Linked DNA regions of Mus musculus: region 1 is linked to region 2. The links are chromatin loops, found by intact Hi-C in ENCODE. Cell type or tissue: heart. All regions are shown on one strand. Each heading gives the region's core, and the rest is flanking DNA. Links, peaks and the distances in the headings are about the cores only.

Region 1 (7,669 bases), core at 1,088-6,087, 410 kb after region 2:
GAGGCGTCCTCACATGGGCCCTTCAGCTTGTTGACTTTTTTGAGTTCTGTGGACTGTGTCTTGAGTATTAAGTACTTTTCTTTCTTCCTTTCTTCCTTTCTTCCTTTCTTCCTTTCTTCCTTTCTTCCTTTCTTCCTTTCTTTCCTTTCTTCCTTTCTTCCCTCCCTCCCTCCCTCCCTCCCTCCCTCCCTCCCTCCCTCTTTTCTTTCTTTCTTTCTTTCTTTCTTTCTTTCTTTCTTTCTTTCTTTCTTTCTTTCTCTCTCTCTCTCTCTCTCTCTCTCTCTCTCTCTCTCTCTCTCTCTCTCTCTATTTATTTATTTTGGCTAATATCCACTTATTAGTGAATACATACTATGCTTGTCCTTTTGGGTCTGAGTTACCTCACTCAGGATGATATTTTCTAGTTCCATCCATTTGCCTACAAAAGTCAGGGTGTCCTCATTCTTAATAGCTGAGTAGTACTCCATTGTGTAAATGAACTACATTTTCTGTATCCATTCTTCTGTTGTGGGACATCTGGGTTGTTTCTAGCTTCTGGCTATCACAAATAAGGCCACTATGAACATAGTCAAACATGTGCCCCTGTGGCATGGTGGGGCATCTTGGGTATATTCCCAAGAGTGGTATTGCTGGGTCTTCTGGTAAATCTATTTTGTTTTTGAAAGGAAAATTGCAGTACTTCCGACCACGCATTTGCCTGTAGTTGATACTTTTCTACTAAATTTATCTGTTCATAAAACAGGTATGAAAGTGTTTTGTTTGTTTGCGTCATTAAAGCAGCCTTTGCTTTTTAGTGTGTGTTTGTGTGTGTGTGTGTGTGTGTGTGTGTGTGTGTGTGCGTGCGTTTATGTGATGCTTTTGTAGGCATTCTGGTGTCTAATGGGTCGAGAAAACAATTAAGCTTTGAAACAAATACATGAGACACTTAGAGCTCTGATTGGGAAAAGAAACAAATCATTTGCCATTCATGTTAGAGAATCTACTTTATATCATGGACTTTAAAAGGCAACAGCAGGGCCAAGATGTACTTAGAGTCCTTGTTTTGTATGTGTTAAGTCCTGGGTTTGGTCTCTAGAGCTACAAATACAATAAATAAACTAAGAACCATCGTGTTAGTAACACAGTATAAATAGAAAGGATGGTGATGATGGTGATGATGGTGATGGTGGTGATGATGGTGATGGTGGTGGTGAATGAGTATGTACCAGGATAGAAAATTATGGCAAGCCATTGAAACTTTGAAAAAATTACTTCCTTAAAACATTTATATGTAAAATATATAATTTTGTCAAACACGATAACACTTATTTAAAATTAAGGGGTGCTCTTCATGATATCCTTTTTTCTACTAAAAGGAGTATTAATAGTATGCAGTTTATATGTAAATAAATATAATCTAGCATTTTACTTGAGCAAGAGAAATTGCTTAAACTTGTTAGGATCAAGCATAGTTCGTCAGTCTTTTACCCTTTGTCCACAACAGAGGATGGAGTTTTAGTATTTTGTGATGAAGAATTATAACATGGTGCTGAGACGGTGGCTCAGCAGGTGAGAGCACTTGCTCTGTAAGTGTGAGGACCTGAGCTTGGTCTCCAGCACTCAAAGACAAGAGAAATTCAGGCATGACTGTCCATGCCTGTAACTTCAGCACTGGCGCAAGGAAAGATGGATCCTGGGAGCTCCGTGGACAGCTGGGCTAACAAGATGGTGAACTTCTGATTCAGTGAGAGATGCTTCTCATGGCAGTGAGGAGAGTGGTATGTGGGAGACAGTCTGCATCCTCCTCTGGCCTCCACATGAGTGTGCATAGGTGCACACACCCATACATTTACATGATGCAATCAATGCACACAAATCATATACACACATGTACACATCACACGTAAGAACACAGAGAATTATAACACAAGATGTGGTTTTCCAGTTTTCAAATAATTAAAGAATTAAAATGGTTAGTGTTTGTGAAAAGTTTCAAACTGGAATCTCCAGTTTTACCTTTTGAAGGTAAAATACTCATGGAGTGAAGAATACACGTGATGCCAATGATTCCTGCCTTATAAGCGTGGGGTTTTCCACTGGAAGAATGCATCTAAGTTACTTCTGAATAGAGACCTGTCATATTTACATATTCATCAACAATTTAGAAACAAACTGCAGGAGATTTCCCTAATATATTCTTTTGCATGTTATTTTTTTTAAATTTTTCATAGGCAAATAAATATGAGCCCATAAAAGTTAGAAAAAACTTTCTGGCCGATTTCATGTCTTTTTTTATTGTTCTACTTCAGAAACATATTTATCAAGACACACACACACAGGGCCTGGGCAGATGGTTCTATCAATAAAGTCCTTGCCCTTGCAAGCATGAGGACCTGAGTTTAACCCCAAATACATGTAACAAGCCCGTCCTGTGTGCTAGTGCGTTGGAGACAAGAGTCCCAGGGCTTGTTGCTCTGCTAGGCTTGCCCAGTGGGTGAGCTGTGGGCTCAGCGAGAGCTCAGCCTAAGATTAAGGTGGAAGGTGACAGAACAAGACACCACTGCTGACTTCTGGACTCCACTAGCTCGTGCATGTACCCATATGTGCATATCCTGCACATACACAACGGTGCACGCTAGTTAAGCATGTTTGTTACCCTGAACTGCTATTTCATAAGCTCTGCAGAGGAAGTGAGAATTGTTCCCCATCCGATATTTGTTATGAGATCAGTTGACACTCACACTTAAATCTAAAGGATAGAACACCAGAACCCCCTACATCAGTCTAAATTTATAAAATAATTCTGAAAATAGCTAGAATCCCCTAGCATTCCTATGTAGTCCATATGACAATCTGGAAAAGAGTCACAGTTCAAATACGAGTACATGAGCAAGTCATTTGTGTCTAATGCATACAGAGTATTTGTACGTGACCTCCCTTAAAGCTCTGTTGGTACATTAGTCTATGGTCTATCAACAGTGTGTTTGTGACTAATGCAGCTGTCGCCATCTACTGAGCATAAGTAATTATTACACTTGAGTTGTTCTGGCAGTTCATAGTTACTCTGTATTTTTATGTATATATACGTTGTTCTCTGTATACTTTAAAAACTGCTTTATGACTTTGTCGAATTATTTGTGGCTTATTACATTTTATAAAGTTCTTTATTAGAAGAATCAGCATTTTAATATGTAGACTCGATTTATTTATAGAGTCCACACATAATATATGCCTAGAACTTGGGCACACTTGTCAGATTGGTAAATGTTATGATGCTGCTCGAGTTAACTTCTTCCACACCTCCCTTCACAGAATAAACACAATGTTGTTATTGTCTGTTCAAAAATGCAGTATCAAACAAGATTCCTGCAGGCTAATTTTTTTCTACCATAAAACAAATTACAACTTGTAATACTTAGTAGCATTGATAATAGGCAGTTTCACCATGATGAAGATTTTGTTTGACCTCTTTTTAGTCTAGTTAATTTCACATATTTCAACTACATTGATATTTCAGAAAACTGTTATTCTGCTTTTATGTTTATATAAAGATGTTTTTCTTATTTAATCTTATAAAAGAAATAAAGTTAATACATTTGCATGATTAAAAGTAAAGGATGGGAAGGATATTATAACAACTTAATTTCTATTTTCTTAAACAACTTGATAAATTACAAGTATCTCAAAGCCTGTCTCACCTTGTCCCAGCATTCCCTTCCGTATCTCCATTTCAGTATCTATTGGAAGGTGTTTGTTGAGCTCCCCCCGTGTCTGCCTTAATGCTAGGCGCTCATCTCACCGGTCCCATGTGTGTAATTAATTGTTCTGTTGGTGGCTGACCTTACTGCTTTGGACAGAACACACTAAATAAAGGTGGATAATTCTGGGGACATTTTGAGGTAACTGTTTTTTCATGTACTTGATTTTTTATTACGGTAGTGTCTAGCAATTCATAAGAAGGAAACTGAGAGTGAAATTTTGGAAGATTTTACAACTTCAGAGCCTTGTATGCATTGGTTAGAGAGTAGGCAATTTGAAACTTTATTATGGAAAAGGAACATGTTTAGACAGAGTAAAAATCAGGGTATCAAGCCGCATGAAAGGAGGCAAATGTTAGTAGCTCTTATAAAGGAAATTGTAAGCATAGCACATGATGTTAAGAAAGTGAACCTTGATCTAGATTGCTTTCTGTTGCTGTGGTAAACACCCTGACCAAGGGCAACTTGGGAGGAAAGGGTTGATTTGGCTTATGCTTTCCAGGGCTCAGTGCATCCCCGAGGGAATTCTAGGCAGGAAGTCAAGGAAGAAGTTGAAGCAGAAACCAAAGAGGAACTGTGCCCAGATGCACCTGCCCGGGGCTGATACGGCCTGCAGTTGGCTGGGCTGTCCTCCGCGAATCTCAGTAAAGATAGTTCATCACAGGCATTGCCACAGGCCGCTTCTTTAACTGAGGCTCTGTCTTGGCTGTGTCAAGTTTCTGATACAGACTAAGAAGAACACACGTCTATCTAAATAAATAAAACTACCAAGCAGCATTAATTTGGGGCGTTAAAAAGGCGGAAGAAAGGAGCAGTGTTTTCAGTGGTTATTGTGAGATTTTTTTGTTATTGTTGAAATATATAATGAAGCAAAACTAACTGGACTTGAGAAGCACACACTGAAAGGGTTTTGATTTACTTGCCTCTGGAAGGAATTGATGCTCACATATAAACGGATTCTAAACTCTTTGAATCAGTTTTATTTTTGTCTCTAGTCATATTTTACTCAGTGATTGCTAAGGAGCATTGTCTACATTTTTTAAGCTGAAGAATGGGAAAGAAACAAGAATAAGAAGAGGAAAATATTCTTTTTCCTTTTTTTTTTTAAAGGAAAGGTTTACTTTTAAATAAACTAGTTTAAATTTGAGCGCACTTGGCATGAAAATCTAGATGACATTCTGAGAGTGGGAGGTGGGAGAGGAAAGAGCACGTGATGTGTATATGTATGCGTTCACATATGTGTGTGAATTTGGTCACTTTCGTGCCATGGTGTGCGTGCATAGATCAGGTGACAACCTTTGGTACTGCTCTTTTCTTTACATCTTGTTTGAGACAATTTCTTTTGCTTATTTTTTTTTACTACAAATGGTAGGCTAGCTGTCTTGTGGGTTTCTAGGAGTTCCCCTGTCTTTGTCTCCCATCTCCCTAAAGAGAGTAGAGATTATCACTCTTGGCATGTTAGCTTTTGCAGTCTTGGGATTCTAATACTTACTCAAACTTCTGTGGCGAGCACTTTTACCCTTTAAGCCGTTTATTTAGCCTCTAGCTGGCATTCCTAAGCACATGACTAATAAGATGAGATAAGACAAGTGAGCAGAATTGAAAAGACCCAGAATGAGTTCTCAAGAGTTAGGTCACATTTAACCATAGCATGGATTTCAAATGGTTGATGGGAATAGTAATTTCAACAAATCATCAAAGAAAAGGTCTTAAGACCTCTGTACAGAATTAATGAGTGACATGTATTTATTGTAATTTAAGCAAATCATATGCTTAAAGGATCAACCATTGACTTGGGTGGAGACCTCCGCAACCCTGCCCCCTAATTTAGCATGTATTGTGAAGATATGCATCTATTACCAGTCCATCCTTCAAACATATATTGGGAATTTATGAAATTGGACCAATTCTAGAGAATAAGAAATAGGAAGTTTAATGTATCTATGCGCAGCTGAAACCAACATATTTGACTCTTCTGTAACACCTGATACAGAGGAAGATTCTTCCTTTGTGTTTTAAGAGCAAGATGCTTGAAAGTAAACCTTATGAAATGCAGTCATACCCAAAAGACAGTGTTTCATAGACCTTCTCATCCATCACCCCCCACCCCCACTCTGATTTCTTGTAGCTCCTAAATCTGTTGGCACACAAGTGCAGCACTACTAAATATCACCTGGTATATTACCTTTCAGCTCTTGACATTGGTTTCTAAGAGCTTCATAAATAACAATCCTGAAAAACAAACAAACAAGCAGCCAAGAAGTTACTGTGCATTGATATACTTTTGGCTGGGAGATTGTTAAGTTATGCATTGGACATTTTGTTTTTCTTGCAGACCTCATAGATTAGCAATGGCCCCAGCTCACACTTAGTTTATTTGACCCTCCATATCTGTGGGTCCTCATCCATAAATCCACCCAACTATGGATCTAAACTTTTTTCCATCTAGATTCTATAGACTTTCATTCCTAGCCATTCTCTACACAATATCACACCTATTTCTATAGCATTTACTTTGTGTTGGGCATTATAAGTAGTAATCTAGAACAAATATCAATGTCGTGCACCTGTAGTTGTAGTTACATAAGGTGGTGAGAGAGGAGAATGGATAGTTCAGGGTGAGCTTGGATGGCAGAAGAAGACCTTCACATGGAATAGAAAAAGTCCAGCAAAAGCTCTATGAAGTCCTTACTTTGTGCCACTCACTTTCCAGCGGCTAGATCATAGGAGAACAAGAATGCTGGGGAAGCGTAGAAGAACATACAGTGTGACAAAAAAAATGCAAAGGGGGTTTTACTTTACTGTGTGGCTTATATATGGCAGCATGATATGCCATATGAAAGAGAAGGCTGAGGTCAGTAGACACTAGTTAGGGATTCCCATTTATTTAAATTCCTGAGCATAAACCACTTAAGGCAATTCATCGATCTCTTACTTTCCTCACTAAGGTTCATGGTTAACAGTCTTCTGACTGTCTCAGGGTCTCATCTCTGGGTTACCTGTCTCAGTGCCTCCTCTTTGCTTCATTCTACAGTTGTTATCAGTTACCTCACTGACAGTATTTTGAATCACCAAATACCCGGGTTGCCACAGACCCTTTTTGGTCCCTGTCTGCTTAGAATGGGTCTCTAGTTGCAGGTGAACAAGGAGTCGGCGAATGAATGACAAACAGAAGCGACACAAGAGATTGTGTAGAATCTGAATGTATTGTCACAAAGTGTACACCAGTCTTATATAACACAGAAAGCAAAGGGGTAGGAGGTCAAGGCTGGAAATGTACATTGAAGTTACCTGACACAAAACAAAGGAATGACTTTTGAAGGACTTACAGGAACCAGGTAATATTTACAGTAAAGATAAAACAGCTCTGCCTAAGGTCAGCTAATGACAGGTAAGGATTTCACACCCTCATCACAATTTGTGCTACTCCTTTGAGCCTTGTGAAAGCTAGCACCAGGGGGTTCTGCTCTAGCAGACCTTCTCATGAAAATTGCAATACCACAAACCTCCTATTTCCTAGGCTGATAAATTCTTGTATGAGTGTAACTTGGCTGTTCTTTTAAGTATCTATGGAGAATCTCCATTTGTCAGAAGAATTCACCAACTTGTAATATACAATGTAGCCTGCTATACCAGGCTGTAGTGAAGATTCCTCTCAGTGGGATTCCCTAACTCTTACATGGTAAACCCACCTATTAGCTAGGCCATTGTGTATTCCCTTGTTTGGGTAAGACTGGCTACTGTCCTAAGTAATCACTCTGCAGACTAGCCCTGAGCTGTTCTAGCTCCTTCTTTATAATGCCTAATTAGTTTCACATCTCTACTAGAAGTAAATTTGAATGTTACTGAATAGATAACATTCTTACTGAATTCCTACTGAATTCCAAGCTCATAGGCTTCAAGCATTTTCTAGGACGTTGCAACACTGGCGA
Region 2 (7,669 bases), core at 1,848-6,847:
GCAAAGGCAGCCTGGACCCCATAAGTAGAAACCGACTCCTTCAATCTTTGTATAACCTTCCACTCCAGAGGTTCATGATTCCGTTGCCCCTGTTGGTCCTGAAATACTGGGAAGGCCCCCGCAACAGTGGGCACATTTTTCCAGACTTTTCATGAAGATTACGCTTTCCCCCTTTGTCTCCCTCATCTTTATAGGGGGGAGGAGAAGGCAACAGAGGGGCTGATGGCTCGGGTGGCCTACCACGTCTCAAACTCCAGCGGAACATCCGACTACAGATGTCACTGTCACCATCAGTCCCATCGCTGTCACTAGCAGACCCTTCAGAGCGAGATTTCTTCTTCTCTTTCTTATCTTTGGCTTGTTGTCTAAGCTGTTTAAGTTTTCAGCAGCTAGCCTGAGAAGCAATCTCCTTAGCTTCCTCAAGCACCACTGCTCCTTCCTCTATTTCAGCACTGTACTATCCACTGGCGTCCCCCAAGCACGCCCCAACTAAGATCCAGATGGCTAACATTTTTACTTTTATTTTAGTCGCAGTTGAACCCATGTTGCTGAAATTCCCTTCGTCTCTATTCCTGAGAACCTTAGTGCTTCGTCCCCTTTTTTCCCAGGAACCTTACCTTCGTCTCTATATCTGAGAACCTTAATGCTTCGTCCCCTTTTTTTTCCGGGGAACCTATCAGGCCTATGCTTTCTTTAGTTACCGCTGCTTACCAAAATTATGAGTTCCCCGTACGGGCCAACACTTGTCGCAGTCTCCGCAGTCCTTGCCGCCCTTGGAGACAGGAACGACACAGACACCAAGATGGGTTCATGCAGCTTCCGCTTTACTTGCAGCTTCCTTCATAGCTTTTTACTTACAGCTTTTTTACTTGGGGCACAGCTCTTTACTTACAGCTCTTTTACTTGGGGCACAGCCCTCTCCACTTACAGCTCTCTTCCCCTCAGGGCAAGGTCTATATTTATACAGTAGCGGCAACTGACCTCATCTCCCTCCACACCACCTCATCCAATCAGAATCACACACGCTCCAGGCACAAGCTCAGATCGGTCACAGATAGGCTGACAGATCCAACTTGGCAGGTAGCTTACACATGCAGTTTCACTGCGCATGTTCGGGCAAGGCAGTAAACATGTGGGTTTCACTGGGCTTGGCAATGGGCCAGGGCGCCATCTTGGCCCATGCGACCGCATCCGTTTCCCACAGGAGTGCATGTCCTCACACTTGTACGACAAATGCTTTAACCCCAATCTTCCTAGCCCCAGTACAGTAACTAAAAGCATAAGATTATAAAGGTTTTCCTTTCGCTTATATTTCTTATGCACAGAACCTCAGCTGCTGCTCTGCTCTTTGTCACTGTCATCTTGAGACAAAATTCAGCCTCTACCCAAACACTACCTCCTTTAAGAAATATATATATATAATCAGTTATTTCATGGCTGAGCCATGAAGTCGGGTTATGTAACTGCCCACTAGGGGAAGCAGTAAGTACTTTGGGAAACAACTAAATAAAGGCAGGATCAGACAGGTCGCTGTTATGGGTTGAATTTGGTGTGCCTCAATTACGTAGGTGGAGACCCTAACTCTTAATACTCAGAGTTTGGCTATAGAAATAGGGTCCCTGGGGACTGGAGACATGGCTCAGTAGCTAAGAGCACTGGATATCCTTCTAGAAGATGTGATTTAGTCCCAGCACCCACATGGAAGATTTTGTAACTCCAGTTCCAGAGTTCTGACACCCTCTTCTGGGAAGTATCAATCAATGTATGTGATACATACACATGCATGCAGACAAAACACTCAGATGCATAAAAAATTAAAAAAAAGATGTCGTAAAAAGAAGAAATAGGCTCATTGCATATGCCAGAGTTAAGATGAGGTCACTAGGGTGGGCTCACATCTGCTTTGATGTGTTGGCTCCTCATTTAAGGGGACATCTGGGCACCCAGTGTGGAGGCCTTGACAGAGGCTAAAGTCATGGCTCTCCAAGTCAGGAATGCCAAAACCCCCCATGGAAACCACTGAAAAGCCAGAGAACGTAAGACTCTTCCTTCCTTCAGTAGGAAGGAAGGTCTCTATTAAAGTGATGTCAGCCTTTTGGCCTCCAAAGGCAATGAAGAGAAGAAAACAAAATGAAGCAAAAACAAACTAAACCTCCCATTGCGTAAGCACTTGCTTTGCTCACGCACTGGGGAAATCAGTTGACGGGTGAGAAGTAGGTGAGAAGCCACTGGTCACTCACAGAGGTTAGGTTGGAACGTTGCAGGTCCAGAGCCCAGTTTCAATTTCTCTCAGGTTATTTTCAGCCCCCTTGAGGGACTCAGTGTCTATTCTAATGTATTTATGGCTAATGTACAAAAATCCTTTGAATGGTATAATAGATCACTAGCTTTGCCAACCGAAAGGCTGAGTGTCACAGATAAGAATAGAGACCCCCCCCCAACACATGCGCACGCACGCACCTTGCTTTAACCTCCCTACCTAATGTCTTCACCAACATATTTTAAAACTGGCTTGATTCATGACTATCTTTGTTCATTACCACAAAAGCTCCATCAGACTGTTAACACACTGGAACATGGAATTTGGGTGTTCCCGTGCTCCTGAACAACGGCAACTCATATTTGGCCCCAGAATAAGCAATCTCCCTTCGCTTTGACCAAGGTCATAAGATGCTCTTCGCACACCAGACTCAACGGCAGAGGTAAATAGTGGTTGTGTAAAACTTACTTCCTAGAGAGCAGCTAAAGGTCTGGTGTGAATTTTGAACACAGCCAAGCATGTGGAGTGCATTTGTTCATCAGTGAGATTTCAGGTGTTGCATATTCACGAGCTGTGTCTTATACAAAGCTGCTGAAATCACAAGCTACTTAATCTTTCCTCAGCTTGAAGGGAAGGGTGCCTCTCTAGAGCTTCAACACACGGTGGCGGTGGCGAGCGAGTTTAGCAAAGATAAGGAAAACTGTCAACAAAGCTAGTTCCAAAGATGAAAGGAATTACAACCCGGGCGCCCAATACAGGAAGCTACAGCTGTACACATTTTAAGGACTTAACCCACAGGATTTAATGCTTGTAGGTTGGATGAGACGGGTACAGAAAAAGCCTCACAAACAAGGGGATGAAGCTGAGGGAAACGAGGCTGTCAAATCCAGACAGTAGAAGTCATTAATCAAGTCTTTACCCAGCGCAGCCAAGGTGACTAGAGGGCAAGAAAGGCCTAAAATAGCAAAAGCAGAGCTGTATACAATGTATGATTCTGTATTCTTCTAGAAGAACCCTGAATACTACACACACACACACACACACACACACACACACACACTCACACTATTGTATTTTAATTTTACTTATTTGTGTATATTTTGATGTCCCAGTGCCCACAGCCACAGCACTTAGGACTCCTTCATTCCTTATCACTAATAATACTTCATAATGTCTCTCGTTTCGTTTAAAACACACTGGAAATGCCATACTATCTCCCAACCTATGCCATGGCTTCTTTTGTGAAGTACACAGCTGTCACTCGGGCTTCTGTGCAACCCGGCACTCTCAGGACTTCACTGGGACATTACCAAGGGCCGAGGCTTCCCCTGGCACATCAGATGCCCTCAACAGCCCAAAGCTATCAGACCTCTTATTTGCATGAGTTGCAGACTAAATCTGCATGCAGTCTTTTGGTATAAAGGAGAATGATAAGAAGGTTGGCGCTTCTGTTGGAAGTGCAGAGGGGCGCTCCAGCACACAGGGAAGAGACCTCGAGCCCACAGGTTTTGTTTCATCTCTGTCCCCACCTACTCTACTTTCCTTCCCAAGACACAAAGTAACCTCCCCCACCCCACGCCCAAATTCACTCTCAGGGAGGGACATTAAGCCCCAGGAATCTCCAGGGAAATGAAAACTAAAATCAGGAGACATCATAATGAATCCATTAAGATGTTTGTAGACAGCAAGTGTTGCGGACAGGGATGTGGGCCACTGGCTACTGCTCAGGCCTCATGGGATGTAATGGGGTCCAGGCAGTTTGGGAAATGTTTTGGAAGTGACCTAAAAACTAAACATAATTTAAATATAGTTAAAAGTAAAGCAGACATCTCACTGTGAGGTGTTTACAAGAGAACGGAAAACCTCATCTAATAAATCAAGGCACAGGGACCCTTCACACAGTTTATGCACAGAAATCTAAACCTAGAAACAACACAAAGCTTCTCAAAGGGGGAAAAGAGAAGGAAGCAACGGCCAATCTACAACCTGAAGTAGCACTCAACGGCAAGGAGGGAGAAACCACCGACATGCTACACTTAAAATCATTGTATGTATATAAAAAAAACCCTCCTATAAAATACAAAGGCGAACTAATCCGTAATGACAAAGAACAAATCAAAGGACTGGGTTATAGCTCAGTGGAGGAGTGTTTGCTTTGAGTGTGCAGGCTCTGGGTTCAATTTACAGCTCCACAAGGTAAGCCATGAGCTACAGACAAACACAAGGCCCGCTGCCACGGGGTTACGGGGATGCTGTGTGGTTGCTTGTGGCTGGTTTTTCACGGATCGTTTTCTAGCAAACGATCAATTGAGTTGTCAGTCTTCACTGTAGTTTGTTGCATCTAGACTTGATTTGAAAAGGTTGTCAGGGTGTTCTGAGACCACGCCTCCTTTTTCTCTCTGGAAAGAACGGAAGTTCCTCAAGTAAAGATAAACAAAATGATCTCACAGATAGGAGCTTCCCAGATAGGAGCTCCGTATTCAGGAAACCAGGTGGATTACTATGTTTGGCCACTAGATGGCAGCACCAACACAGACTGCTCCTGCCATGATGGAAAAACTGAATGTAAAATTCAGCCGGACCTCTGAACTAAGATTTAAGGATGAGGCAATTACTCCAGATACAAAGGTCTGAGAATCTAACGGAAACCTCTAAGCAACACATACTCGGTTTCTCTATTTTATACACTATTATTTCTAAGCTGGGTTTCGTGGCTGTCCTGTATTCCCAACAGTACTGGAGGCTGGAGATAAGGAATCATTACAAAGTTGAGGTCAGCCTGGTCTATATAGTGCCTGTCTCAAACTACAAATAAGCAGGCAGGCAGGCAGGCAGGCAGGCAGGCATGGTGATGCATACCTGTAAGCCAAGAACTTGAGAGGCAGAGGCAGGAGGAAGCCAGCCGGAGCTACCTAGCAAGCTCTAGGTCAGACTCCCTTACAGGAAACCCTGTCTGAAAAACCGCACCAAACCAAATCAACCAGCCAAAAAAATGAACATTTTGAATGTGATGTGTTCAGCTTCTCTTGACTGAACTCATGAGTGATCCTGTGTTGGGAGCCATTAAGGCAACACTATTGTCCTGATCTCTGAATTGGGCCTCTCCCCCCGAGAAGAAAAGAGGGTCAAAAGTGGGCCACCGGATGCACCGCTCCAAGAAAGTCAGCGCCGGATGTCCTGACCTCAAGATACCCTGATACCGCCAAGTTCCTGCTTCCCCGCGTAACTGCCTAAGAATGTGCAATTCTATTGCCCCCCCTCCCACTGATAAATACTTCTCCTTTTGCTTGTATTACCCCATCCCTCTCGCTGATAAGTATCTGTACTTCCCCGTTTCCTTGTGCAATTCTACTGCCCCATCCTTCCTGCTGAAAGGCACTTCCCCCTTTGCTTGTGTATTTAAACCTTGGGCCTGGCTAATACATTTTGGGGGTCTTGATACAACTTCAGAACGGATTCCGTGTCGTTACTCGTACAAGACCCTCGTCTCTCTCTACCCCCCATTTGGTTATTAGGAGGAGGTCCCCTCGAGATCCTCGAATAACTGGACCTGCTGGACGGGTCAATCCTGACTCTCCGAGAGATGGTGTGTTAGAGGAAAATCTTACACATACCTCAACAGGAAGCCAGGCACGGGCGGCACACCCTCCCAGGACCGGTCCTAGGAGCGCAGTGGGTGTGAACTGCGCTGGACCTTCCTAAACTGAAGGCAAACAGGTATCTATCAAAGCCTGTTGCTGCACGTTTGGCTGACTTCAGTCTGTGGAGAAAGTAGTTTGCCTTTCCATGCATTGCGTATTTCATACACACCTGTGCCCACTGGCTTCTCTGAACTCATGGCAGCTGGAGACACAGCTAAGCCCTGGAGGTTTCCCAGATGCTGGGGGTGGGGCGAGGTACAGCTTGGCATGCTGTGCAGTGGTCCACACGTGCAACTCCAGTGTTCACCTTCTGCGTCTCACCTAACACCCACATGACTATCAGACAACACTCCTAACCTGTACCCCTAACCTGAGTGAACCCCTGTCTCTATCAACCTTGAAGCTAACAGTGAGACGGCACCTGAACTCCACAGGTAACCAAAATAATAAATAATAATAAATGGCAGCTCTGTTGGCTTCCCCTTCTTGATGACCTAAGTGATGGCTATTGTTGTTAAGTGTCACCTCTGACATGCAGGATATCAGATATGACTCCTGTGAAAGGGTCACAACCCGTAGGTTGAGAAACACTGAATTAGGTGAACTGGAGGTCATCGACCTGCACTTTTGGACTTTTGGTCACAGCAATAGCCTTTGCTAAACAAAAAGGTTTGCACTTCAGCATGGCAGAGCCAGGCACGGTGAGTAAGGTACCCAACTTTGGGCAAGTGAATACACCTGTCACACATTCTCATTTGGAACACAGAGAAACTCATATTCAAACTCATATTTTGTGACCGTAGACTAAGAACGGCCACCACGATGAGCCACGAGCGACAAGCAGGCAGGTGCTCAAAGAACCAGAGTTCTGGCCAGTGATGAGACTCACTCCCTCAGCCCACATCACAGAATTACACCCCCCACTAAGACTCACTCCCTCAGCCCACATCACAGAACTACACCTCCCACTGAGATACTAAAAGTCCCTGGGAAATTGCATAATTTTTAACCAACGTGAGAAAATACATGCAATATTGGGTCTGTGACAAGCAATACCTACGGCAGAAGTGCAGAGTCCGAGGACTTTCGAAGAAGAGTAAATTGTCTTTATGGGCTTTGATCTGCAGCCAAGGGAGATGAGTCTCCTCTGGGCCAAAAGCATGCTAGAGAAAAGAGACATTGAAAGAGGAGTCAATGAGCGTTCGCTGCACCATTGCAAGATCCCCGTGGGTGGCTGAGAGAACACAAGCGCATATACACCTTAAATGTTGATGAGGGGTTTCAGGTATATATACACGGTATAAAAAATGCTTCAGACTTCTCGCCCTCACTATGCTATGCTGTATTTAGACTTCAAGGTTCAGAGCATTAGACGTTAAACCGTGCTAATAATGAGTGTGGGGCTCCTAGGACATCTTGTGGGGACTCACGTCTCTCCTTTAACCGTGTGAGTTCTAGACACCCTCCTCAGTGTGTCAAGCTTAACAGCAAGCATATTTAGCTACAGAACTTCACATCTTTGGCAACTATACTAGCTTTCTTCCTGGCCTCTTTTCCTTTTGGATTTCCTTTCTATTATTTATTATCCATTTCTGGAATCACCTGAAAGCTCCTCTTCTTCGTCTTATAGAGACCCTCACTCAAACTTTAGGTGGAGAGAGAGTCCAAACTGGAGATCTCCTTGGATCCTACCAGGGACCAACCTCGGCTTGGAGAGGGGTCCTGAGAGAAGGGGTGTCTGGGAGCTGCAAAAACAAACCACTCGCAG

What was found. Hi-C counts contacts between places; a loop is a spot of excess contacts. Peaks named below come from ENCODE experiments on the same cell type or tissue, not always from the same donor. Only the 100,000 strongest peaks of a DNase experiment are listed, where the experiment ranks them.
Region 1: it touches region 2 in a loop (2.2-fold over the local background); 2 of 42 quality-filtered maps call a loop at or near these places.

What each region holds. Positions count from the first base shown.
Region 1 is chr3:142,290,356-142,298,024 of GRCm38, reverse strand. All of the region lies in intron 7 of Pdlim5 (PDZ and LIM domain 5), which reads left to right. Among named protein-coding and RNA genes, the nearest start is that of Pdlim5, 100 kb to the left of the region's middle. In heart, for the core only: a CTCF peak has its summit at 2,989 (motif pointing left); no DNase peak of the experiment used is centred there.
Region 2 is chr3:142,706,084-142,713,752 of GRCm38, reverse strand. It overlaps Kyat3 (kynurenine aminotransferase 3), which reads right to left. Exons shown (of 14, transcript NM_001293560.1): 2 at 6,962-7,064. The coding sequence starts at 7,063. Among named protein-coding and RNA genes, the nearest start is that of Kyat3, 8.9 kb to the right of the region's middle. In heart, for the core only: CTCF peaks have their summits at 2,912 and 4,770 (motif pointing right); DNase peaks (open chromatin) are centred at 4,762 and 5,372; H3K27ac peaks cover 224 bases.